Linked DNA regions of Homo sapiens: regions 2 and 3 are each linked to region 1. A link is a loop called in an ENCODE intact Hi-C map of the cell type or tissue named here. Cell type or tissue: endothelial cell of umbilical vein. All regions are shown on one strand.

Region 1 (8,000 bases):
TGAAATGAGTTGGGGTATGAGACTAGGGAGGGGGTGATTCTTTAAAGTACATTTTTTTTTTTAAAGAAGGACTTATACTGTGTTAATTTTCTATTGATGCCATAACAAATTACCACAGAGTTGGTGGCGTAAACAACACACATTTATTATTGTATAGTGCTGTAGGTTGGAGGTCTGACACAGGACTCAGTGGGCAGAAATCAGGCTTTCAGTAGGCTGTGTTTCCTGTTGTGGGCTCTAGGGGAGAATCTATTTTCTTGCCTTTTCCTTGCTTCTAGAAGTTGCTCACATTCCTTGGCTTCAGGCCCTTCCTCCATCTTTAAAGCCAGCAGTGGTAGATGGAGTTCTCACATCTTCTCTCTCTGGCTCTCCTGCCTCCCTTTTTAGGATCCTTGTGATTATGTTGGGTCCACCTGGAAAATCTGGGCTCATCTCTCTACCTTGAAGCCAGCAGATTAGCAGCTTTAATTCCATCTGCAGCCTTAATTCCCATTTGCTATATGAGGTAATATATTCACAGGTTATGGGGAAATGTTCTAAGTATTGAGTCATCTTGTTTGAATTTTGTGGGGTACTGAAGTTCAGGAAAACTGTTCTCTCCAGAAGTCACCAGAGGCTTGCTTTCAGTATAGGGAAGTCTTAGTTTTTGCTGCCTCACAGATGTAATAAATATTGCAAACCTCACTCACAGAGGGTCTACCCTTGGGATTCTGGAGCAGCACAAAACCTACAAGGAGTTGAGAGAAATTGTGTCTATAGGTGAAGCAGGTTCTTAGCATCAGGAAGGGAAAGGAGGCGAAGGCGTGATGACCTGACAGGTGTGTGGAAGGAGCTCAGCAGAAGCAAGAGGGAGAGAAGACACACTGAGGTGAGAAGTAAAAAAGGGTGAGAATAGAGTGGTGGGCATTGTGGCTTGAGAGCCCCAGGCACCAGTGGAAGACACCGAAAGGAGGACTGCTCATACCTGGGGTGGGCTGGGTGCAGTAAAGTCATTCCCTGTACCGTGCCTTGGAAGCTCTGAGGGGTCGTGGCTCAGGTATTCTGTCTCTAAGCCTGAGCTCCTGTAGCACATGATGACCTCATACGGAAGGAGACTTTTATCTCAGCATCCCTCAACCTGGCACAGCAGTTATTAAACTTTTTGGTCACAGGACACCATGTATAGTGTTAAAAATTATTGAAACTCTCATACATTGCTGGTATAAAATGGTGCAGCCACTGAGGAAAACAGTTTGATAGTTCATCAAAAAGTTAAACATGAAGTTACCGTATGACGCAGCAGTGCCACTCTTAGGTGTATGCCGAAGATAACTGAAAACATGTTTATACAAAATGTATACACAAATGTACACAGCATTATTGGTGATAGGCAAAAGGTGAAGACAACTCAAATGTCCATCAGTGGATGAATGGATAAACAAAATGTGGTATATCCATACAATGGGATACAGGTTGAGCATTCCTAATCTGAAAATCCAAAATCAGAAATGCTCCAAAATCTAAAACTTTGAGTGCCAACATGATGCTCAAAGGAGACACTCATTGGAGCATTTCAGATTTTGGATTTTTGTATTAGGGATGGCCAGCTGATAAGCATATAATGCATATGTTCCCAAATCCGAAAAAGCCTTTAATCCAGAACATTTCTGGTCCTAAGCATTTCAGATGAGGGATGCTCAGCCTGTATTATTTAGCCGTTAAAAGGAGGGAAGTAATGATACCTGATACAACATGGGTGAACCTTTAAAACATTATGGTAGGTGAAAGAAGCCAGTCATAAAAAGCCACATATATTACGATTTCACGTATATGAAATGTCCAGAACAGGGAAATCTAATAGAGACAGGAAGTAGGTTAGTAGTTGCCAGAGATGGGGGGAGAAGAGGATGGGAGTGACTGCTAAAGGGTTTGGGGTTTCTTTTTAGGGTGATGAAAATGTTTTGGAATTACATAGCAGTGATGATTGTACAACTTTGTGAATGTACTAAAAACCACTGAATTGTACAGTTAGGCACCACATAATGATGTTTTGGTCAAGGATTGACTGCATATGCAATGGTGGTCCCATAAGATTATAATGGAACTGAAAAATTCCTATCGCTGAGTGTTGCCGTAATGTCATAGTATAATTACTTTTTAAAAAAATATATATTTAGTGTAGCCTAAGTGTACAGTGTTTATACAGTTGACAGTAGTGTACAGTAATGTCCTCAGCCTTCACATTGACTCAGCACTCACTTGCTGACTGACCTAGAGCAACTTCCAGTCCTGCAAGCTCCATGCATGATTGGTACCCTATGCAGGTGTACCATTTTTAATCTTTTATACCATATGTTTACTGTACCTTTTCTATATTTAGATACACAAGTACTTAGCATTGTGTTACGATTGCCCATAATATTCAGGGCATTAACATGTTGTACAGATTTGTAGCCTATGAACAACCGGCTGTCCTATATAACCAAGTGTGAAGTAGGCTATGACTATCTAGGTTTGTGTAAGTACACTCTATGACGTTTGCACAGCAACAAAATTACCTAACAATACATTTCTCAGAACATATCCCTGTCATTAAGGAAGCATGACTGTACCTATTTAAGTGGTGAATTTGATGGCATGTGAATTACAACTCAATAATGGAAATTGTAGAGAAGAATTTTTATGTCTGTAGATATCATATTAGAAATTAAAACTTGTAATAAAAATATACTAATTTAAAAAATAACATTATAATGTAACCATTATATGTTAACATACATTTTTATTTTAAAAAATCTTCAAAACAAAAAATTAAGTAAGAAGAGTAGCATTACCTTACATTTCTATTATATCTTTAATGTCTGGTTAGTAGGAGGCAGCAAGAACATCATATGTGCTTCTGTGTCAGTCTTTTGTGCTATGTTGCTTTGTGAAAGTATGTGAAGAAAATTCAGCCTTACACAGATGTGATTGGAAAAGAAAGGAGTATTGTTTTATGGACTTTTAAGATAACATGGATATTCTTTGACACTACCTCAAAATGTGACAAATGGTAATTTATTAAAGGTTAGTTGCACTGTGGAATCTGAAATCATTTATGTTAAAGTTTATTGATCTGTCTTATACTTTAAATGGACCTTTTACCACATGCAAGATTTTGTGTCATCATGCTTTGTCATTTGGGAAAGTATTGGTTCACTAATTTATGCAGATCTTCCAAATATTGACTCATTTCATTATTCTGTCTAAAATCACATTTGCTAATATCATCCCTGACCTCCTCAGAAGTCTTAATTATTGGGAAGCTTTCAAGCTCATGGTGGTAGATACGAGTTTTCCAGAATTCTGACTTCTGTGTGATGAGAGCCTGTGTCTTTTTGGTTGGCTTCAGCGGGTGTGATCTTGACTGTTTTACAATATAAAAGAAAAAAGGATTTTTTGGGAGAATTTGTGAGAATAGAGTGCTGGTGCTAAGTTGTCTATATGGGTGACTTCCTAGAAGAGGTTACCGGAGCCCTCGGTGGTTGCTTTTTTGGCTAGGGTGGGGTGTATGTGTGTTGAGAAAAGTTAGGAGGGTTTTTCTGTTTGAGCACGGAGCTAGAAGGACAGTAGAAGAGCAGAGCTGAGTGTTGGGCGAGGGAGATGAAGCCCGGGACGTGCTGGGGGAGTTAGAATATGTGTGAGTCAGGATGGCTTGCAGAGTGCTGTTCCACATCCTGCCCCGTTCGATCCTTACCATGATCTTACTAGTTAGGCACAGAGGGTGTACTGTTACACTTCTTTAGTAGGTGAGGGAAATGAGACCCAGAAATGGCAGTGGAATTGTCTAGAGTCATCTGGTTAGTTAGGGGTGGAATGGGTACCTGTCCTGAGCCTCTGCTTCCTAACTTATGCTGGTTTGTTTGCAACTGCACTAGGCTTGCTTTATTGGTGAGAAGCTGAGACAGAGGTTTCTCATGGCCAGAGTCAAGGGAGACATTGGTGGAGTTGATGCACCAATGCATTTTTGGATGAAGGTTGAAAGGAGTATGCAGGGTCTTTTACTTTGGGAAATGCTGTTGCCACTGTACAGAGGTGGGATGGACCCACACAAAGTTTGGTTCACGTGTCAGCCTGATGAGACCTCACGATGTACCAAGAGAGTAAGAAAAGGTGAATTATTCACATAGTAAAGCTTTTGGGGGAGAGCAGGCAGGCTCTCGGGTCCAAAAGTGTCTTGAGAGAGCAGGGAAAGGAGACTGGCTTGGCTTTTACATGATTAGGGGTTGGGGCTGGTCGAAGGCTTCCTTCCCTGCCCCCCTGGACCTGGATGGTTTGAACTTCCTGCAAGTGCCAAAGGAGGGGGCCCCAGGCTTTCTTATCAGCTTGCCCAGATGGGGGCAGAAGGGGAAGGTGGGGAGCGGTGGGGCCTGAAAACAGCAGTCAGATGTCAGAAATGGAGCCAGACTCTGTATTACAGGAAATGACATCTTTTCTCAAGGGATCTAGCAAGTAGCAATTTGATTCTAAATTCAAGACTTAGAACCAGCGAGGGAAGTGATTGAGTGAGCTACTGGCAGAACTTGTTGACTTAGCTGAAGTCTGCATGATCACAGCTCTGCATATCCTGGAACTCCACATTTCCTCCTGGTGACGAAGTGATGTGTTTCAGCTGATTTAGAATGTTGGCCTATTGAGAACAAAGCGAAGCTTGTGGGAAAAGAAGATAATGTGGTGCAGGAAGGCCCTGAATGCAGGGATGTTGCTTTCTTTTACTGAGAATTCTCTCGTGCTTGCCTTTGCCTTTATCCACCCCCTACCCCTTCTTTCCTTTTACCCTGAGAGTTGTTGGGAGGAAACTTAGCTGGGCCAACAGATGATGGAGCCGTCTATTGGAGGCTTTGAAATCCCACTTTACCACACAAGGAGGAGAAACATAGCTGTCATCTCCAGGAATTTTAGTACTCATCAGTCCCAGGCTGTCATATGAAGCATTCCACTCAGCGCAGTAAAAAAATGTGAACTAGTCAACAGTTTGTATGGGAGGACTACTTTGTGTTTCGAACGTTTGGACTTGGAACACTGTCCCAGATATTGGTTAGGTTACACTTGGAAGATGTTGTTTTGGAAGCGAGTAGGACTTGAACTCCAACAGATACTGGGTTAAGGAGGCTGCCAGGTACCAGTCTTAGATCCTCGAGGGCTTGGATCTGGAAGTGCTGCTCCCATTTTGGTTTGTATTTTGTAATGAATGCTTGGAGTCAGCTCAGGGTCCAATCATTGAAGCATTTATGTGTGAAACATTGATTATGCAGTGATTACTTGAGGAGGTGACTGGTGGTCACAGCTTATTTCTCTAATGTCTTTCCCTTTCTCTCCCACTCCTGATTTCCACCTGGGAATCCTATCCTTCCAGTGTGGAATGTATCAGAGAGTTTTAAAGCCCAAAGAGACCTTGGAGGTGATTATTTCTCTTACGTGTTGTATTTAAGGAACCTGATAATAACTAACTTCAAACATTTATTTCAGAAAGTTTCAAAACTATACAGAATTAAAGATAATAGTACGATGAGTCTCTATATTTCACCCAGATTTAGTAATTTTAAGATATTGCCCAGGTACAACTATCACATATAGAGCACTTCACATGCTTTACTTTTATCACCTCCCAATAGCCTTTTGGGGTTAGATACAAATATATTTCCTCTCTTGAAGATGAGAAAACTGACAGGCCCAGAGAGATTAAGAACCTTGCCTGGGGTCTCCCAGTCCGCAGCCAGCCGCCTGTGACTTCACCCTCTCTGCTGCACTGCCTGGAGAAGTTTTAAAGTTTGCCTGACATACACGGTCAGCTGAGGTCAGGCTAGAAGTGGAACCAAGAGATCTCACTCCTTCGTTGTTTCTTTTATTGTGATTTTCTGTGGCTTTTCTCTTTCCTTTATTCTTTTGATTCTTTTGCAACTGACTTTCTGGGCTTGAAGCGTCCGAGTACCATTTTAACTCTGATAGGCAGACAGCGGCATCCCAAGGCTGGGGTGGTGGGAGTGGTCTGCTCCAGTGCTGGTGATGAGGGGTGCATTGTCTGTGGAGGATTTAATAACAGTAATAAAAGCATCCAGAAGTCTGCCTGTAAAGTCTAAATGTCTAGAATTTTGCCTGCAGTTCTAAACAATGTCGGTGATATTCTTTCCCCCAAAATCTTTTGTTGGTGTTCTAAATAATTGCTTTATTGAGTTTTAATAATAGATACGTAAGCTTCAAGTGAGTACTTCTTGAGTACTTAGCCTTTAATAGATACTGTAGGCCGAGCGCCATGGCTCATGCCTGTAATCCCAGCACTTTGGGAGGCCGAGGCGGGTGGATCACCTGAGGTCAGGAATTTGAGACCAGCCGGGCCAACATGGTGAAACCCCGTCTCTACTAAAAATACAAAAAATTATCTGGATGTGGTGGCACGTGCCTGTAATCCCAGCTACTGGAGGGGGTGGGCTGGGACAGGAGAATTGCTTGAACCCGGGAGGTGGAGGTTGCGGTGAGCTGAGATTGTGCCATTGCACTCCAGCCTGGGTGACAGAGTGAGACTCCGTCTCAAAAAAAAAAAAAAAAAGAAATACTGTATGCAACATGGAGGTTAAATCTGACACTCCTGGTGTCAGATTAGCCCTAAACACATGGGGATTCAGCTGCTTGCATTCATTTCCAGAGTAACTTCTTAAGACTTTAGAATTGTTCAGAAAGCTTGCTTAGGACAGTCTTGTGTATTTAACTCTGTAGTATTACGTATATCTGTTTTTAAACAGTAGATTTGAAATAAATGATAGTGTTACTGATGACTATAATTGTCACTCTGTTTGATCACTTGGAGTTTTTGTCCAAGAGTCCTTAAAAATTACAACAGTGAAACAGAATGCAAACCATGAGGTGTAATATTTTTGCTTGGTAAGTGCAAAAATAATATCTGTAAAATTAAAACTTATCACATTTAAGACAGTTGTTTTAAAACTAAAGAACAAATCAAGAAAATAATAGTTACTGATTTTTACATAACTATTACTGAAAATAATTTTTTTCATACATGGAGGGTGTGTTAAAAAATATTCCTTCCTGGGTGTCTAATGTGTTAGATATGCCGTTGTAGGCGAAGGCTTTTTCTGTGATTCGTTTTTAAGTGAGGAGATTGAGAATCTTTCATATGTGCAACTGGAACCGTTAGGATAGGAAGAAAGTTACACAGGGCATTACTTGTACTGAAGGATTACTCTGTGTCTGAAATTGCTGGCACTTGGTACAGCTTTGTCTCACTTTGATATTTGTCAAGCTTCAGGCCTGTCTGCAGTGCTGACAGACTGTGTGTGCGACAGAGGCAAGAGCTCCTGCCGGCTCCTTTGCTTGGAGCATGCAAAGGGGGCTTGATGCCTTCTCTTGGGAGGGGGCCGTGGCGCCTTTGCAGTGGTAAGACCTCAGCCAGAACCCTGGCTTCTTGACTCTCATCTCCAGCATCACTTAGAACAGTGCTTCTCCATTGATTTTGCCCCCAGGGCACATTTGGCAAGGTCTGGAGACATTTTAGTTATCACCACTGGATGGGGGCTGCTATTGGCATCTTGTGGGTAAAGACATGACTCCTGCTAACTGTCCTGTGGTACACAGGACAGCCCCTCTACCCCTCCAGTAAAGAATTACCGGGCCCAGTTGTCCAGTAGTGCTGAGCTTGAGACACTGACTTAGGGCAAGTTACTTAAACTTGCATGGCCGGCTTCTTCATTTCCTCAAAATGGGAAAAATAACAGCAGTACTTTTCTCATAAGGTTGTTGTGAAAACTATGGGAGACAGTACATTTAAGAGCTCAGTAATTATAATTGTTGTTATTATTATGATTAACTTAGTGAAAATAAAATCCAAAAGGTAAAAAACAAACAAACAAACTGCTGCTGTGATATACTCATGACCAGTAGAGAGTCAACCATACTACACTCTGTGTACCCTTAGTACTACACAGCTGACCCTGAACACCTTGGGTCTGAGCCACATTAGTCCACTT
Region 2 (8,000 bases), 260 kb before region 1:
TGGCTCACACCTGTAAACTCAGCACTTTGGGAGGCCAAGGCATGAGGATCACTTGAGCCCACGAGTTTGAGACCTGCCTGGGCAACATAGTGACACCCCCATCACTACAAAAAAATACAAAAATTAGCTGGGTGTGGCACACACTTGTAGTTCTAGCTACTAGGGGGACTGAGGCAGAAGGATGGGTTGAACCTGGGAGGCTGAGGCTGAAGTGAGCCGAGATTGCGCCACTGCACTCCAGCCTGCATGACAAAGTGAGACCTGGTCTCAAAAAATATAATAAAATAATAAATAAATGTTGATTCTTTGAAGAGAGCAATAAAATTGATAAAAACTGAAACAGGGAAAGAGAAAAGATAAAAATTACCAAGATTTGGCTTGAAAGATGATATCACTACAGATCTGATAGACATTAAAGGATAAAAAAAAATATTATGGGCCGGGCACAGCGGTTCACACCTGTAATCCCAGCACTTTGGGAGGCCGAGGTGGGCAGATAACCTGAGGTCAGGAGTTTGAGACTAGGCTGGCCAACATGGTGAAACTCTGTCTCTACTAAAAATACAAAAATTAGCCAGGTGTGGTGGCAGGCGCCTGTAATCCCAGCTACTCCGGAGGCTGAGGCACAAGAATTCCTTGAACCTGGGAGGTGGAGGTTGTGTAGCAAGCTGAGATCATGCCACTGCACTCCAGCCTGGGCGACGGAGCCAGACTCCATCTCAAAAAAAAAATTATGAACAATTTTATGACAATAAATTTGACAATGGAGACAAAATAGAGAAATTCTCTGAAAGGCATAAACTACAAAACTTACTCTTTTTTAGTAAGAAATAGATAAGCTGAAAAGATCTATATCTATTGTTTCTCTCTGATGATGTTTAATTTCACAGTAATGTACCCAGCTGTGGCTTTTTTTTGTGATCTCGTTTAACCCTCTTTGAATCCTTTCAATCTGAAATTTTCCTTATTTATGATGTAAGAATATGACTTTTGGGGGATTTAAAAAACATTATGTCAAGTATTTAGTAAATGTTCAGTACTCAGTAAATATTAGATGCTCTGGCTGGGCATGGTGGCTCAAGCCTGTAATCCCAGCATTTTGGGAGGCCAATGCAGGCAGATCACAAGGTCAAGAGATTGAGACCATCCTGGTGAAAACCCATCTCTACTAAAAATACAAAAGAATAGCTGGGCGTGGTGGCGCACGCCTGTAGTCCCAGCTACCCGGGAGGCTGAGGTGGGAGAATCGCTTAAACCTGGGAGGTAGAGGTTGCAGTGAGTCGAGACTGTGCCACTGCACTCCAGCCTGGGCGACAGGGTGAGATTCCGTCTCAAAAAAAAAAAAAAAGTTAGCCAGGGCTGATTTCCAGCTTGTTTTGGATATAAACATCCAGAAGAGACATTTCTTCCACCCTTACAATGAAAAAAAAGGTAAACTTCCTTCAAATTACAGAGTATTTTTGAATTTATCGAAGAGTTGAGTTCCCAGGACAAAAAACTGGTCCAAAATCTAAGAAGCAACAGATGCCTGCAGGAAGAGAAGGGCACTAGCTTACTTGGGACAGACACAACCAGATACTGGTATATGTTTAGCTAGAAGAATTGCGGAATTCACGAAGGCTGGTGTGGACTGGCAGAGCACTCAACTCTGTTGCTCAGGCTGGAGTGCAGTGGTATGATCTTGGCTCACTGCAGCCTAGTCTATCTCACAGGCTCAATCCTCCCACCTCAGCTCTCGAGTATTGGGACTATAGATGAGTGCCACCATGCCTGGCATTTTATTTTTTGTAGAGACAAGGTCTCACTATGTTTCCCAGTCTGGTCTTGAACTCCTGAGCTCAAGCAATTCTCCTGCCTCAGCCTCACAAAGTGTTGGAATTACAGGCGTGAGTCACTGCAACTGGCTTTTTTTTTTTTTTTAACTGCTGTAAAAGGCAACTATCGAAAGCAAAAATAGCACAAGTATTGTATGTTTACAGCATTTGTAAAAGTGAAATATATGGCAACATTGGCACAATGAATAGAAGAGTTGGGAATATACTGTTTTAAAGTCCTTCTGCTACATGTGAGTGGTGTATTACTGAAGGTTCCTATTATGTGGAACCTATTTGACTGGACCATTCCATGAAAGTTGTAGGCATGAAAGAATAAAAGTGTTACAGAAATATGTGACCTTGAATTCTAAAATTACACTGCATTACATGTATTTTTATAACAAGTATGCTCTTATGCTTTAAAAAACTGTCTTTGTTTTCTTAATAGACTTGATTTTTTTCAGAACAATTTTAGGTGCACAGCAAAAACGAGCAGAAAGTACACAGTTCCTTTCATCCCCTCCCCCATATATGCACAGCCTCCCTATCAACATCCTGCACCAGCATGTTCTACTTGTTAGAACTGATGAACCTACATTGACACATCATAATCATCCAAAGTGCATACATTAGGCTTCATTCTCAGTGATGTACATTCAATGGGTTTTGACAAATGTGTAATAGCATGCATCCACCATTATAGTATCATGCAGAATAGTTTCACTGCCCAAAAAATCCTGTGCACTCCCCTTGGTCATTCTAAATTTTCATTTCTCTGAAGCTAGAAATCCCAAAGTTAGAGTTGGCCTTTTTCATTCTAAAGTATGTCTTCAATTCTGGGAAATTCTCAGCAATAATTCTTTCACATGTTCTTTTTTTCCCCTTCTGGAATTTCCATTAGAAAAATATTTATGCTTCTACCTTCCACATTTCTTAACTCTCCTTTCATGCTTTCCATTTCTTAGTTCCTTCCTTGCTCTAATCTTCCGGTTCATGAGTGAACTGTCCAGCTATATTCAACCCATCCATTGAGTTATTTCATTAATATTTGTCAACATCCAATTCACAAATGCTTGTTTGTGCTTTGTGTTTCCAACATTCTCCCTTCTTTCTCTGAAGCTCTATTAAGCTTATTTTCAATTCTTATTGTCTGATCCATTCACTTGACTTTCTCTGGTATAGCTAGTTCTACGTATTGTTTTAGCAGTTCTCATGGTCCTCAGATGTTTCATGATTTTCCCTCTGTGCTCATTGCTCATACTTATTCCTTGGGACAATCAGCTGCCTTGGCGATCATGTCTACCTGAGGGAAAGGGAGAAAAGCCTCAATGTTGGTTTGTGCTGCTCCACAAGAGTTTAGGACTTGGGAAAAAGGTATATCTCATGTCAAAGTGCTTCCAGGATAATGATCCAGTTAAAGCATTCCCTGTTTTCCCATTTCAGGCATGTCCAGATCATTTCACAATTCCTCTACTCCAGCCACTGCTACTGATGGAGAGGTAAAGGGAAAGAATAGGGGGACAATGGGGTCCCCAGGCACAGGCTGGCCAATCCACACTCACACACCACACTTCCAAATGTCTTGGCTGGTTCTTTTTTTCTGACCTACTCCTTAAAGGTTGATGTTTTCCAATGCTCCTTGCGTGTTCCTTTTATCTAACATTGGATGGAGTCTCTCTGGCTCACATTTTCTTCACCTACACATAGCAGCCGAACAAATAACATTCAAAGTTTGTTAAATAATTGTGTAACTGGGAAATTCAAGGGACATTTTCAACCACATTCTCAATCTTGGAGGAGGTAAGGCTCAGTTTCAGCTTCAAAGTACCTGTTTTCATTGGTTCAGTTATTTTATCTTAAAAAGGAGGTAAATACTAAACAAAGTTAGAAAAAGAATTCTAAAGGTCCAACTCTCTATTTCTGTGGATCTCCATTTGCACTGTGGAGTTGCTTGAGCCATATAATTTTACCATGTTTATCTCTGGTGGATGTCAGTTAATATTAAGTGGGTTATGGACTAATTTTAGCTCTCTGTGAAAATCAACACACCCAGATTTTAAAACAAATATTTTGGTACTCATATCTAGGTATACTATAATTTTTAGGGAGGTTTTAAAATTAATTTTATTTATTTATTTATTTATTTATTTATTTATTTATTTATTTATTTATAGAGACAGGGTCTCACTCTGTTATCCAGGTTACAGTCCAGTGGTGCAAACTCCTAGACCCAAGGGATCCTCCTGCCTCAGCCTTCCGCCTAGCTGGGACTACAGACATGCTACCACATCTGGCTCATTTTTCTTTTTTTTGGTAAAGATGGGATTTCACTATGTTGCCCAGGCTGATCTCGAACTCCTGGCTTCAAGCAGTCATCCCACTTCGGCCTCCTACCTCAACCTGTGTTGAGATTATAGGCACAGGCCACCTTGCCCAGCTCAGGGAGGTTATTTTTTGAAACTCTTTTCCTCAGACTATATTGCTCTCCTAAGCCAGTCTGAGGTTACTCTTTTGGCTCCACACATTAATATTTATTTCTTATTCTTACCTTTTCAGAACATGGCAAAAAAACGTTTGGCCCCAATTTCTTTGCACAGCCTAGTATCCAGAAAGAGAGAAAACTGATCATCTATGGGGACTGCATGTATTATCAAGCTATGGTATTCAGATTTATTTTATCATTTAAATGATCATTTCCAAATTTTGTATACTAAAAACTCAGATATAGAAGTCCCTGAGTGAATCTGTACACAGAAAGGCTTAGACACAAATACCAAATTAATTGTCATGCCAGGCTGGGCACAGTGGCTCATGCTTATGATTTCAGCTACTAAGGAGGCTGAGTTGGAGGATCGCTTGAGCCTGGGAGGTGGAGGTTGCAGTAAACTGAGATTGCACCACTGCACTCCAGCCTGGGTGACAGAGGGAGACCTTTCTCAATAAATAAATAACATAAAATATAAATTGTCATACCTGGGTGTTGGGATGGCTGGGTTTTCTAGTCTCTGTTATAAAAAGGTTACATTTTATTTGAAGAAAACAAAGTATCCACATGATGGCACTATAACCTACAAAATAAGAGGTTGTCAATTTATGAAGACCAAGAACTTGGTAAATTCTACTTAGAGTACTTACTACTCTAAAATGCTGAAAGGAAATTGCCTAAAGAATGTGCTGAAAAATGGCTGGGCTCATGCGTGTGAAATCTCAGCAATTTGAGAGGCCAAGGCAGGCAGATTGCTTGAGCTCAGGAGTTCGAGACCAGCCTGGGTGACATGGTGGAAACCCCCTCTACGAAAAATACAAAAATTAGCCTGGCATGGTGATGCACACCCGTAGTCCCAGCTACTCGGGAGGCTGTAGTGGGAGGACTGCTTGAGCCCAGGAGGTTGAGACTGCAGCGAGCCAAGATCATGCCACTGCAATCCAGCCTGGGCCATAGAGTAAGAGATCCTGTCTCAAAAAAACAACAAAAAAAAGAATGCTGAAAAATAAGGCATTTTATATACAAGGTAATATGGATATAATTCCCTTATGTTTTATAGAGACTTACTGGCTAATCCTTCATATCCCTTTCTAAGTTCATTTTTCCATGATTTATTTAATAACAGTATCTTAGTCCTAGTGTGAGCACATGACCATGTTGGGAGCTACTTAACGCATTCCCCATAATGTCATGTCTTCCTATAGGCGATTCTAGCAGGCAATTCAGGAGCTATTAGAGAAAGAGTGTTAACTGAGACAAATGCCATCCATGGAGTTTATATTCTGGCCGGAAGATAGGCTTTATTTATTTATTTTTTTGGGATGGAGTCTCACTCACTCTGTCGCCCAGGCTGGAGTGCTGTGGCGCGATCTCAGCTCACTGCAACCCCCGCCTCACAGGCTCAATTGATTCTCCTGCCTCAGCCTCCCAAGTAGCAGCAACTATAGGCACACCATCACGCCCAGCTGATTTTTTGTATTTTTAGTAGAGATGGGGTTTCGCCATGTTGGCCAGGCTGTATGATATGCACTGTATTAAAACCTTTATGTTATTAGCTAATGTATTCTTCTTCACAAACACTTTATGCAGTACTAGGATCCCTGTTCTACAGCTAAAGAAAACTAGGCTGAGAGAGGCGCTAAGGCCACAGAACAAAAATGTGGCATGGAGCCCTTTTCCAATATGAAATATATTGACAATAACAATCTTCCTCTTTTCCTCATGCCTTTCTTCTCCCTTAATGAGGCATGGTGGCACATGTCTGTAGTTCCAGCTACTTAGCCAGCTGAGGTGGGAGGATTGCTTGAGCCCGGGAGGTCGAGGCTACAGTGAACCATGATCGCACTACTGTACTCCAGCCTAGGTGACAGAGTAAGACCCTGTCTCAAAAAAAAAAAAAAAAATAAAAATTAGTTTAGTTTAACGACTGCAATCTTATAGTTTTAAATAATTCAGGAGCTTGGGTTTTTATTATAATATCCTTTAGTGATAGTTTTAAGTAGTTTCCTGAGTACACAGCACATCAGATTTAGAGGTTTAAGTTTACCAAACTCAAAAACCAAAAGCACGTAAACACACATACACAATGGTATTTCCCATGTTGGAACACAGAACTGTTAACTCTCTAATAGAATGAAACATTTTTTGCCAAATGGCAAATCAAAGACATCATAAATCAAGCACATATTATACTTACTTGTTTTTACCTTTCTCATATATTTAAATTGGGCACACTATCTTTGTAAGTCTCAAATCCTAAAGTTTGAATAGAAACGGCCTGCATAGAAATGCTTTTAAGGTGAATCAATTTTCTAGTTTTTCTCTGTATTAAATTAGTAAAATAAAATAGGATAGTCATTTGAAAAATGCTAAATCTTGAGATCTGTGGTCTAGTAGAAAGAGTACAGGGTTAAAAGTTACAACTTCAGGGTTATAGTCCTAATATTACTATCTACTAGCCAAAGGACGTTTTGAAACCTCTCAGCCTCTACTTTCTAATTTATAAAACAAAGGGGTTTATTTTGACTTCTAAGTTCTCAGATTTCACACAAGTCAACAAACAAACTTGGCCAAGTCATAAAATAATAATTATAGTTTACATTTATTTAATGCTTATTTTGTGCCAGGCACAATGTTCTATATACTTTACATGTATTAATTTAATTCATGTAACTTGTGAGGCAGGTAGTAATAATATCCTTATTTTATTTTATTTTATTTATTTATTTTTTTGAGCTAGAGTCTTGCTCCATGGCCCAGGCTGGAGTGCAGTGGCACAATCTTGGCTCACTGCAACCTCCACCCCCTGGGTTCAAGTGGTTCTCATGCCTCGGGCTCTTAAGTAGCTGGGATTACAGGCATGCGCCACCATGCCCAGCTTATTTTTGTATTTTTAGTAGAGATGGGGTTTTGCCATATTAGCCAGGCTGTTTGTTCTCAAACTCCTCACCTCAAGTGATCTGCTCACCTCAGCCTCCCAATGTGCTAGAATTATAGGCGTGGGCCACTGTGCCTGGCCAATATCCCCATTTTAGAGAACCCATCTATATAAAAAAATTAAAAAAATTAGCCAGGCATGGTGGTGCACACCTGTAGTCCTAGCTACTCAGGAGGCTGAGGTGGGAGGATTGCTTGAGCCTGGGAGGTCAAGACTGCAGTGAGCTGTGACGGCACCACTGCACTCCAGCCAGGGTGACAGAGTGAGATCCGATCTACAAACAAGCAAAACATAACAAAAAACAAAACAAAACAAAACAAAGGACTTCATGCCAAACTTAGTTACACTCTGTCAGCTAATAACATCTCACTGGTGTTTCTGCTTCAATTAAAATGTCATTTATTTTTAAAATATATAAAGCATTCTTGCAGTACACAATTCAAGAGGCCACCAAAGATAATTCACAGTCTCCTTTCACTTCTGTTCCTTAAGTTTCAGTCCCTCCTAGTCACTGTAGATTTTCTAAGAGAAATCACATCACCAGAGCTGTATCTAAGGAAAATGAATCAGACAGAAATACTTAGGATGAACTATAATGGAAGTACCAGATGGGTAATAGTGGGAATAAAAAAAAAAGGGATGGATGCAAGTTTCTACAGGCAAAAGCAACAGGACTTAGCATTTAGCATAGGGCCTGGAACATAGCAGGCACTTCAAAATATTTTCTATGTGGCTCCTGAATGACATGAGTAGAAGAATGACC
Region 3 (8,000 bases), 140 kb before region 1:
ATCAACAATATTAAAACTGGTTTTATTTACCAAAGATGTTGCATGAATTTGAAAAGCATTTGGGATTATTAATTTATAAATGCTAATTTATTTATAAGTCAATTTGGTACCATGTAGATAATATACAAGCAGACATGTGTATATAAAAATACATGCAGACGGCTGGGCGTGGTGACTCATGCCTGTAATCCCAGCACTTTGGGAGGCCGAGGCTGGTGGATCACCTGAGGTCAGGAGTTCAAGACCAGCCTGATCAACATGGAGAAACCCCATCTCTACTAAAAATACAAAATTAGCTGGGCGTGGTGGTGGGCGCCTGTAATCCCAGCTACTCAGGAGGCTGAGGCAGGAGAATCGCTTGAACTCGGCAGGCGGAGGTTGCGGTGAGCTGAGATCCCACCATTGCACTCCAGCCTGGGCAACAAGAGCGAAACTCCGTCTCAAAACAAAACAAAACAAACAAACAAAAAACATGCAGACATAAATAACATAAATAAAGGTCTTACAGCTTTGATTTCAAAATCATAGCCATGAGACTGGTAAAACTCACTAGTTTAAAAGGACAGGTGGATTAAACTGTGTCTCTGTAAATGGAACAGATTAAAGTTTATCTGTCTCACATAGCTGAAGCCCTTACTGAGATAATAATAAGAGATAATAATCTCTAATTATCAGATTTCAACCAGGAAAAACAGCCAATATTTTTGGGCTTTGAACCTTTTAACCAAAAGGAAGTGGCTCCCTAATTGGGAATCAAATCCAGTCCACAGTGGTGAAAGCACAGAATTTTAACTCCTAGGCCACAAGGTGGAGTGGCCGCCACTACAAATCCTGCAGGGACTCCAAAGCAGGCAGTTTAAGCGTACAAAGGATTTTAACTTTGTTTTCCGTCAGATTTTTGTTCTGAAACTTTTGTTAGGAAAATGTCTAAGGCTAGCCATGATACTATTAGTGCCTTTCTTTTAATTTGATCTTTCCCTAAACACAAATAAGGCACTTGTTTGGAATGAGAGGTCTCTAAAATAGTTTTAGTTTAGGGGGCCTTTGTAACTTAAAGAATCAATCTTTTGGCCACTGATGATTAGAATTTCCTGAGATGTGGCCAGGCATGGTGGCTCAAGCCTGTAATCCCAGCACTTTGGGAGGCCGGGTTGGGGGGGGATCACTTGAGGTCAGGAATTCAAGACCAGCCTGCCAACATGGTGAAACCCTGTCTCTACTAAAAATACAAAAATTAGCTGGGTATGGTGGCTTGCCTCTGTAATCCCAGTTACTTGGGAGGCTGAGACAGGAGAATTGCTTGAACCCGGGAGGCGGAGGTTGCAGGGGGCCGAGATTGAGCCACTGCACTCTAGCCTGGGTGCCAGAGTGAGACTCTGTCTCAAAAAAAAAAAAAGAATTTCCCGAGATGTACTTATGCAAATAGCAACTCAATCTAATAAGCCTCTTCATGGAATGCCCAGGAGGTTATTTTCCAGGTTTCAATGAAGTTTTTACCAATAAACAAGAGGTGCTTCTTGGAGAGGGCATAGAACAGGCAGCCTCAACGATCCCCATCCTCACAAATTCACTCCCAGGAATAGACTAAGGCAGCAAAAGACTCTTGTTGCCACAGATGATAAAAGATGGCGTTTTTACATACAGTGCTTCTAGTATCCCACACATTTATGGGGGGCCACCAGTCATACACCTATTAATCTGTGACACGAGGCAGGCTCTCCTGGGATTGGACTTTCCCAGGACTAACCAGGCAGCAGGGGTTGAGACAACAAAAGCACCTTATAAATAGGACTCATTGGCCGGGCGCAGTGGCGCGTGCCTGTAATTCCAGCTACTCAGGAGGCTGATGCAAGAGAATCGCTTGAACCTGGGAAGCGGAGGTTGCAGTGGGCTGAGATCACACCACTGCACCCCAGCCTGGGTGACAGAGCGAGACTCTATCTAAAAAAAAACAATGACAACAACAAAAAAACTGCAGAGCCAGCTGGCACAGTGGGCTTCTGGGGGTTCTAGATCCATGTTCTACCCTAGGGCACCCCTCTTTATGACAGATCAATACCAAAATACAAGGGAAAAGACTGAGAGAAAAAGGATCAGACAATACCAATATTCATGCCTAAAAATATACCAGAATCGCTACGTAACCCAAGACTAGTCACACAAATCCTTTTCTCCAATTAATCAAGATTTTAGGCAAGGGAAAAGAGACAAACAGTGATTTCTGCTGTCTGCTTGACCGGATTTCACGGAGAGAGGCCGGAAGCCTGGCTGGTAGGAATTTCTTACCCTTCTGATGCTTTGTCAGGTCCTGGGTTCCCTGGACTGTGGCTTCCAGAAAAGTAGAGCAGCTTTAGGATCCTGTCTGTGACGCCAACACTGTAGGGGCCAAGGGAAACCTTCCCAAAGGTTTGCTGAACATCAACAGACAAAGGCAGATTATTAAGAGACAAAGCTTGCAAATCTATTAACATGCATAGGGGAAAATCACAGAACGATCACCCCAGCTTCCCAGTGAAGCACAGAAGCTTTTCTGCCTTTTTTTTTTTTTTTTTTGAGACAGAGTCTCGCTCTGTTGCCCAGGCTAGAGTGCAGTGGTGCCATCTCGGCTCACTGAAACCTCCACCTCCCAGGTTCAAGTGATTCTCATGCCTCAGCCTCCAGAGTAGCTGGGAATACCCCACCACCACACCCGGCTAATTTTTTGGATTTTTAGTAGATATGGGGTTTGGCCATGTTGGCCAGGCTGGTCTTGAACTCCTGACCTCAAGTGATCCACCCACCTGGGCCTCCCAAAGTGTTGGGATTACAGGTGTGAGCCACCAGGCCCAGACTTTTCTACCTTTTTTTTTTGAGACGGAGTCTCGCTCTGTTGCCCAGGCTGGAGTGCAGTGGCAGGATCTCGGCTCACTGCAAACTCCGCCTCCCAAGTTCATGCCATTCTCCTGCCTCAGCCTCCCAAGTAGCTGGGACTACAGGCACCTGCCACCACGCCCTGCTAATTTTTTGTATTTTTTTTAGTAGAGACAGGGTTTCACTGTGTTAGCCAGGATGGTCTCGATCTCCTGACCTTGTGATCCGCCCGCCTCGGCCTCCCAAAGTGCTGGGATTACAGGCGTGAGCCACCACACCCAGCCTCTACCATTTTGAGATTACAGAAAAAATGGGGGCTCCGAGCATGGCCCCAAAAAGTTTATGGTGGTAAGTCAGGTGACAGTGGCAAGACAGATTATGGATGGGAGAGAAAAGGACGCCTGGCTAGCAAAGGTGGTCTTGTTATGCAGCTGAAACCTCACGGGTAGCAGCCCTCAGAGAGAAGAGGTGGGAAATATTCCTTTCAGATCTTGAGAGATGTCAGACTCTCAGTTCATCTTTCCTAGATCTGGACCAGGGAGGACCTCAGAAAGCCTGGCTGCAGGGATGCAGATTTGCTCTACAGATGCAAAAAGCTCAACGCAAAAGACAGCTTTGCAGGGCTGCTTAGCTCTCTGAAGAGCTATCTCAAAATATGTCAACAAAGGATATTTTGGGGTGAAATATTTTGGTTTCCTTCAATATCTCAGGTCCTTTGGAGCTTAAAATCAAGTTATCTGACCAGACCTATGATCTGATTTCTTTTGAGAACTTAGAAGAAAACTTAGAATGAAATAACAAGAACAAGCCATGGGAATGTTGGGAAAATGAGAGGCTGGAGTTGGATGTTTTGATCCTCAGAATCCTCACTTAACAAATGAGGAGTAAAACACTGTATATATAGTGTATGTCTCTATATACAGATATACAGAGTTGCTGGATTAATGTATTTGGGACATTCTTAGGTTAAAAAATTAATTTTTAAATCTGAACTGTAAATATTACTGGGTGTCCTGTATTTTTATTTGCTAAATCTGGCAGCCTTAGTAATTTTAAACAAAAAAATTAAATATAATGTTTGCTAAAAAATAGACTCTATTAATCAATTTCAATCATTTTCTCCAAAACCTTCCTAGGAGAAATTACTGTTTTAAGAGGGCCAAGGTGTTTAAGTCGCGCTGACTAAAATTTGCTAACTGACCTCTAGAGGGAGCCAAATTGATAAAGAAACCGAAATGACATCCTAAATCCAGAGAATTTCTCTCTTTTTCCTTTTCTTTTTTTTTTTTTTTTTTTTTGATGGAGTCTTGCTCTGTCGCCCAGGCTGGAGTGCAATGGCGCGATCTCGGCTCACTGCAACCTCCACCTCCCGGGTTCAAGCGATTCTTCTGCCTGAGCCTCCAGAGTAGCTGGGATTACAAGCTCGCACCACCACCCCTGGCTAATTTCTTCTGTTTTTAGTAGTGACTTTTAGTATTTTTCGTAGACATGACCGGGCGCGGTGGCTCACGCCTGTAATCCCAGCACTTTGGGAGGCTGAGGCGGGCGGATCACGAGGTCAGGAGATTGAGACCATCCTGGCTAACATGGTGAAACCCCGTCTCTACTAAAAAAAATACAAAAAAAATTAGCCGGGTGTGGTGGTGGGCGCCTGTAGTCCCAGTTACTCAGGAGGCTGAGGCAGGAGAATTGCTTTAACTAGGGAGGCGAAGGTTACAGTGAGCCGAGTTTTTGCCACTGCACTCTAGCCTGGCGACAGAGCAAGACTCCGTCTCAAACAACAACAACAACAACAAAATGATGCCATTATAACAATCTATGACCCAGCCAGGTTTGTCTCAAAATATAAAGAGGGAGAGGCCGGGCACGGTGGCTCACACCTGTAATCCTAGCACTTTGGGTGGCAGAGGTGGGCAGATCACTTGAGGCCAGGAGTTCGAGACCAGCTTGGTCAACATGATGAAACCCCGTCTCCAGTAAAAATACAAAAATTAGCCGGGCGTGATGGTGCGCACCTTTAATCTCAGCTACTCAGGAGGCTGAGGCAAGAGAATTGCTTGAACCTGGGAGACAGAGGTTGCAGTGAGCCGAGATCATGCCACCATACTCCAGCCTGGGCAAGAGAGTGACAGTCCATCTCAAAAAAAAAAAAAAAAAAAAAAAAAAAAAAAGACAGCATTTGGGGCCGAGTGTGGTGGCTCATACCCGTAGTCCCAGCATTTTGGGAGGCCAAGGCAGGAGGATCCTTGAGGCCACAAGTTCAATGCCAGGCTGTGCAACATCTCTACAAAAAACACATTAGCTGGGCATGGTGTTTCATGCTGGTAGTCCCAACTACTCAGGAGGCTGAGGCAGGAGGATCACTTGAGCCCAAGAGTTGGAGGCTGCAGTGAACTATGCACCACTGCACCCCAGCCTGGGTGACAAAGACCCTGTTTCATTTAAAAAATAATAATTTTAATGAATTATTTAATTCAAATAAAGAGGGAACACTTGGAATTTAGAAAACCCTATCTCTTCAAAAGCCTATTTTGCAAGTCTGTGGTCTCAGAAAATTTCAAAAGCAAAGACTAGACTGCAAAAATTGAACATTTACTCTTTCTCTTTGCCTTTTTTTTTTTCTTTGACAGAGTCTCACTCTGTCTCCCAGGCTGGAGTGCAGTGGCACGATCTTGTGCCTCAGCCTCCTGAGTAGCTGGGACTACAGGTGTGCGCCACCACACCTGGCTAATTTTTTGTATTTTTAGTAGAGATGGGGTTTCACTATGTTGGCCAGGCTGGTCTTGAACTTCTGACCTCAGGTGATCCACCGGCCTTGGCCTCCCAAAGGGTTGGGATTACAGGCGTGAGCCACCGTGCCTGGCCTTGCCTTCTTGACACAAAAATTATAATCCTGCATGAGGCAGATGCGTGATGCCAACAGAATAAGGAAAGGTCATATACATGTCGGGGGACCCAAGCATATTATGTATTTAATATCCCAATAATGACCCTTACAATGTTATTCAGTGTCACAGCCAATCTGGCTTCATCAAGTACCTTTTTTTTTTTTTAAGAGAGATGGGGTCTTGATATGTTGTCCAGGCTGTAGTGCAGTGGCTATTCACAGATGTGATCATAGCACACTGTGGGCTCTAACTCCTGGGCTGAAAGTGACCCCCTCCCACCTGAGCCTCCCCAGTAGCTCTCTGCTAATTTCTTTTCTTTTTTTTTTCTTTTTGAGACAAGGTCTTGCTTTGTCACCCAGGCTGGGGTGCAGTGGCTATTCACAGGCATGATCATAGTGCATTGCAGCCTCAACCTACCAGACTCAAGTGGTCCACCCATCTCAGTCTCCTGAGTAGCTGGAACTACAGGCACATGCCAGCACACTTGGCTATTTTTTTTTTTTTTTTTTGGTAGAGACAGGGTCCCACTTTGTTGCTCTGGCTGATCTTGAACTCCTGGGATTAAGCAGTCCTCCCACCTCAGCCTCCCACACTGCTAGGATTACAAGTATGAGCCACCACACCTAGCTCCTGCTAATTAAAAAAAATGTTTTTTAGAAACAGGGCCTGGCTATGTTGTCTCAAACTCCTGGCCTCAAGCAATTCTCCTGCCTCAGCCTCCTGAGTAGGTGGTACCACAAGTGCATGCCACCATGCCCGGCCTCAAGTACTTTCCTATGTCTAATGTTTAGCCAGTAGTTATTCAAATCCAAGCAAAGAAAAATAATTCCTAACCTCTTAGCACTCACATTCTTGATTAGAATATATGCCATGTCCCTATTATCTGGAGGTCATCCTTTGGGGCCACTCTAACCCTCCACAAACATCAGAAAAAAAAAACAATGGAAAATATTCCTCAGTGCCTGAAGTAACTATAGTAGAAGATGATTTAACCAGCAGTCTAACTGGTAAACAAATTGTTCTAAAATAATTTTCATGTGATCATCCATTGTTAAAAATTAGGTCATTGCAGGCTGGGAGAGGTGGCTCACGCCTGTAATCTCAGCACTTTGGGAGGTGGGTCACTTGAGGCCAGGAGTTCGAGACCAGCCTGGCCAACAGATGAAACCCCGTCTCTACTAAAAATTCAAAAATTGGCCGGGCACGGTGGCTCAATCCTGTAATCCCTGCACTTTGGGAGGCTAAGACAGGTGGATCACGAGGTCAGGAGATCGAGACCATCCTGGCTAACACGGTTAAACCCCGTCTCTACCAAAAATACAAAAACAATTAGTTAGGCGTGGTGGCGGGCGCCTGTAGTCCCAGCTACTTGGGAGGCTGAGGCAGGAGAATGGCATGAACCTGGGAGGCAGAGCTTGCAGTGAGCCGAGATCGCGCCACTGCACTCCAGCCTGGGCGACAGAGCGAAACTCCATCTCAGAAAAAAAAAAAATTAGCCGGGCATGGTGGTGCATGCCTGTAATCCCAGCTACTCAGGAGACTGAGACAAGAGAATCACTTGAACCTGGGAGGCAGAAGCTGCAGTGAGCCAAGATTGCGTCACTGCACCCCAGCCTGGGTGACAGAGCGAGACTCTGTCTCAAAACAAACAAGCAACAACAACAACAAAACCACATCCAAAGATATTAGAGATAGATCAATATTTAAAATTTATTTGTTATTGTTTAGAGACAGAGTCTCGCTCTGTCACCCAGGCTGGAGTGCAGTGACATGATCATAGCTTACTGTACCCTCCAACTCCTGGGCTCAAGCAACCTTCCTGCCTTAGCCTCTCAAAGCACTGGGATTACAGTTGTGAGCCACCATGCCTGGCCTGACTTAAAACATTGTAATCATTATGCTCTTTTAGAATTAAGATATTTAAACTTCAGATATATTCATCATTGAAATAGGTCAAGTTGCAGATTTTCTGGGTAATACATTTATTTTATGAAAACCAATAACCTGAAATGATGCACTTGATTGGGTGGACAGCAAAACTATGTCTGCTATTATATACTATATACTAGGATGCAAGTTCTATGAAAGCCAAAACTTTGTTTTGTTCAGCCCTTCATCCCTGCCACCAAGAACAGAGTCTGATATATAATAAATGCAAAATAAATGTTTTTTGAATGAATTAATGCATGCTAACTCATTTTTCAAAATTTATGTTTAATTGTGGCAATATACACATAGCATAAAATTTAACATCTTAAAATT

Evidence for each region. A loop is a pair of places that touch in the nucleus more often than their neighbours do. Peaks named below come from ENCODE experiments on the same cell type or tissue, not always from the same donor. Only the 100,000 strongest peaks of a DNase experiment are listed, where the experiment ranks them.
Region 2: a loop joins it to region 1, with 6 times the contacts of the local background. A loop is called at or near these places in 3 of 110 quality-filtered maps.
Region 3: a loop joins it to region 1, with 5 times the contacts of the local background. A loop is called at or near these places in 4 of 110 quality-filtered maps.

What each region holds. Positions count from the first base shown.
Region 1 is chr10:35,375,018-35,383,017 of GRCh38, forward strand. All of the region lies in intron 1 of CCNY (cyclin Y), which reads left to right. Among named protein-coding and RNA genes, the nearest start is that of CCNY, 43 kb to the left of the region's middle. RefSeq lists a silencer at 4,384-4,678. In endothelial cell of umbilical vein, a CTCF peak has its summit at 4,279; DNase peaks (open chromatin) are centred at 3,804 and 4,524; H3K27ac peaks cover 3,965 bases.
Region 2 is chr10:35,115,624-35,123,623 of GRCh38, forward strand. It overlaps a transcript of CUL2 not described here. Among named protein-coding and RNA genes, the nearest start is that of CREM, 7.2 kb to the right of the region's middle. In endothelial cell of umbilical vein, a CTCF peak has its summit at 4,866 (motif pointing right); a DNase peak (open chromatin) is centred at 4,888; H3K27me3 peaks cover 174 bases.
Region 3 is chr10:35,236,141-35,244,140 of GRCh38, forward strand. It overlaps LINC02634 (long intergenic non-protein coding RNA 2634), which reads right to left. Exons shown (of 3, transcript XR_930819.3): 2 at 2,287-2,411. Among named protein-coding and RNA genes, the nearest start is that of LINC02634, 4.5 kb to the right of the region's middle. In endothelial cell of umbilical vein, CTCF peaks have their summits at 784 (motif pointing right) and 4,013 (motif pointing right); a DNase peak (open chromatin) is centred at 4,041.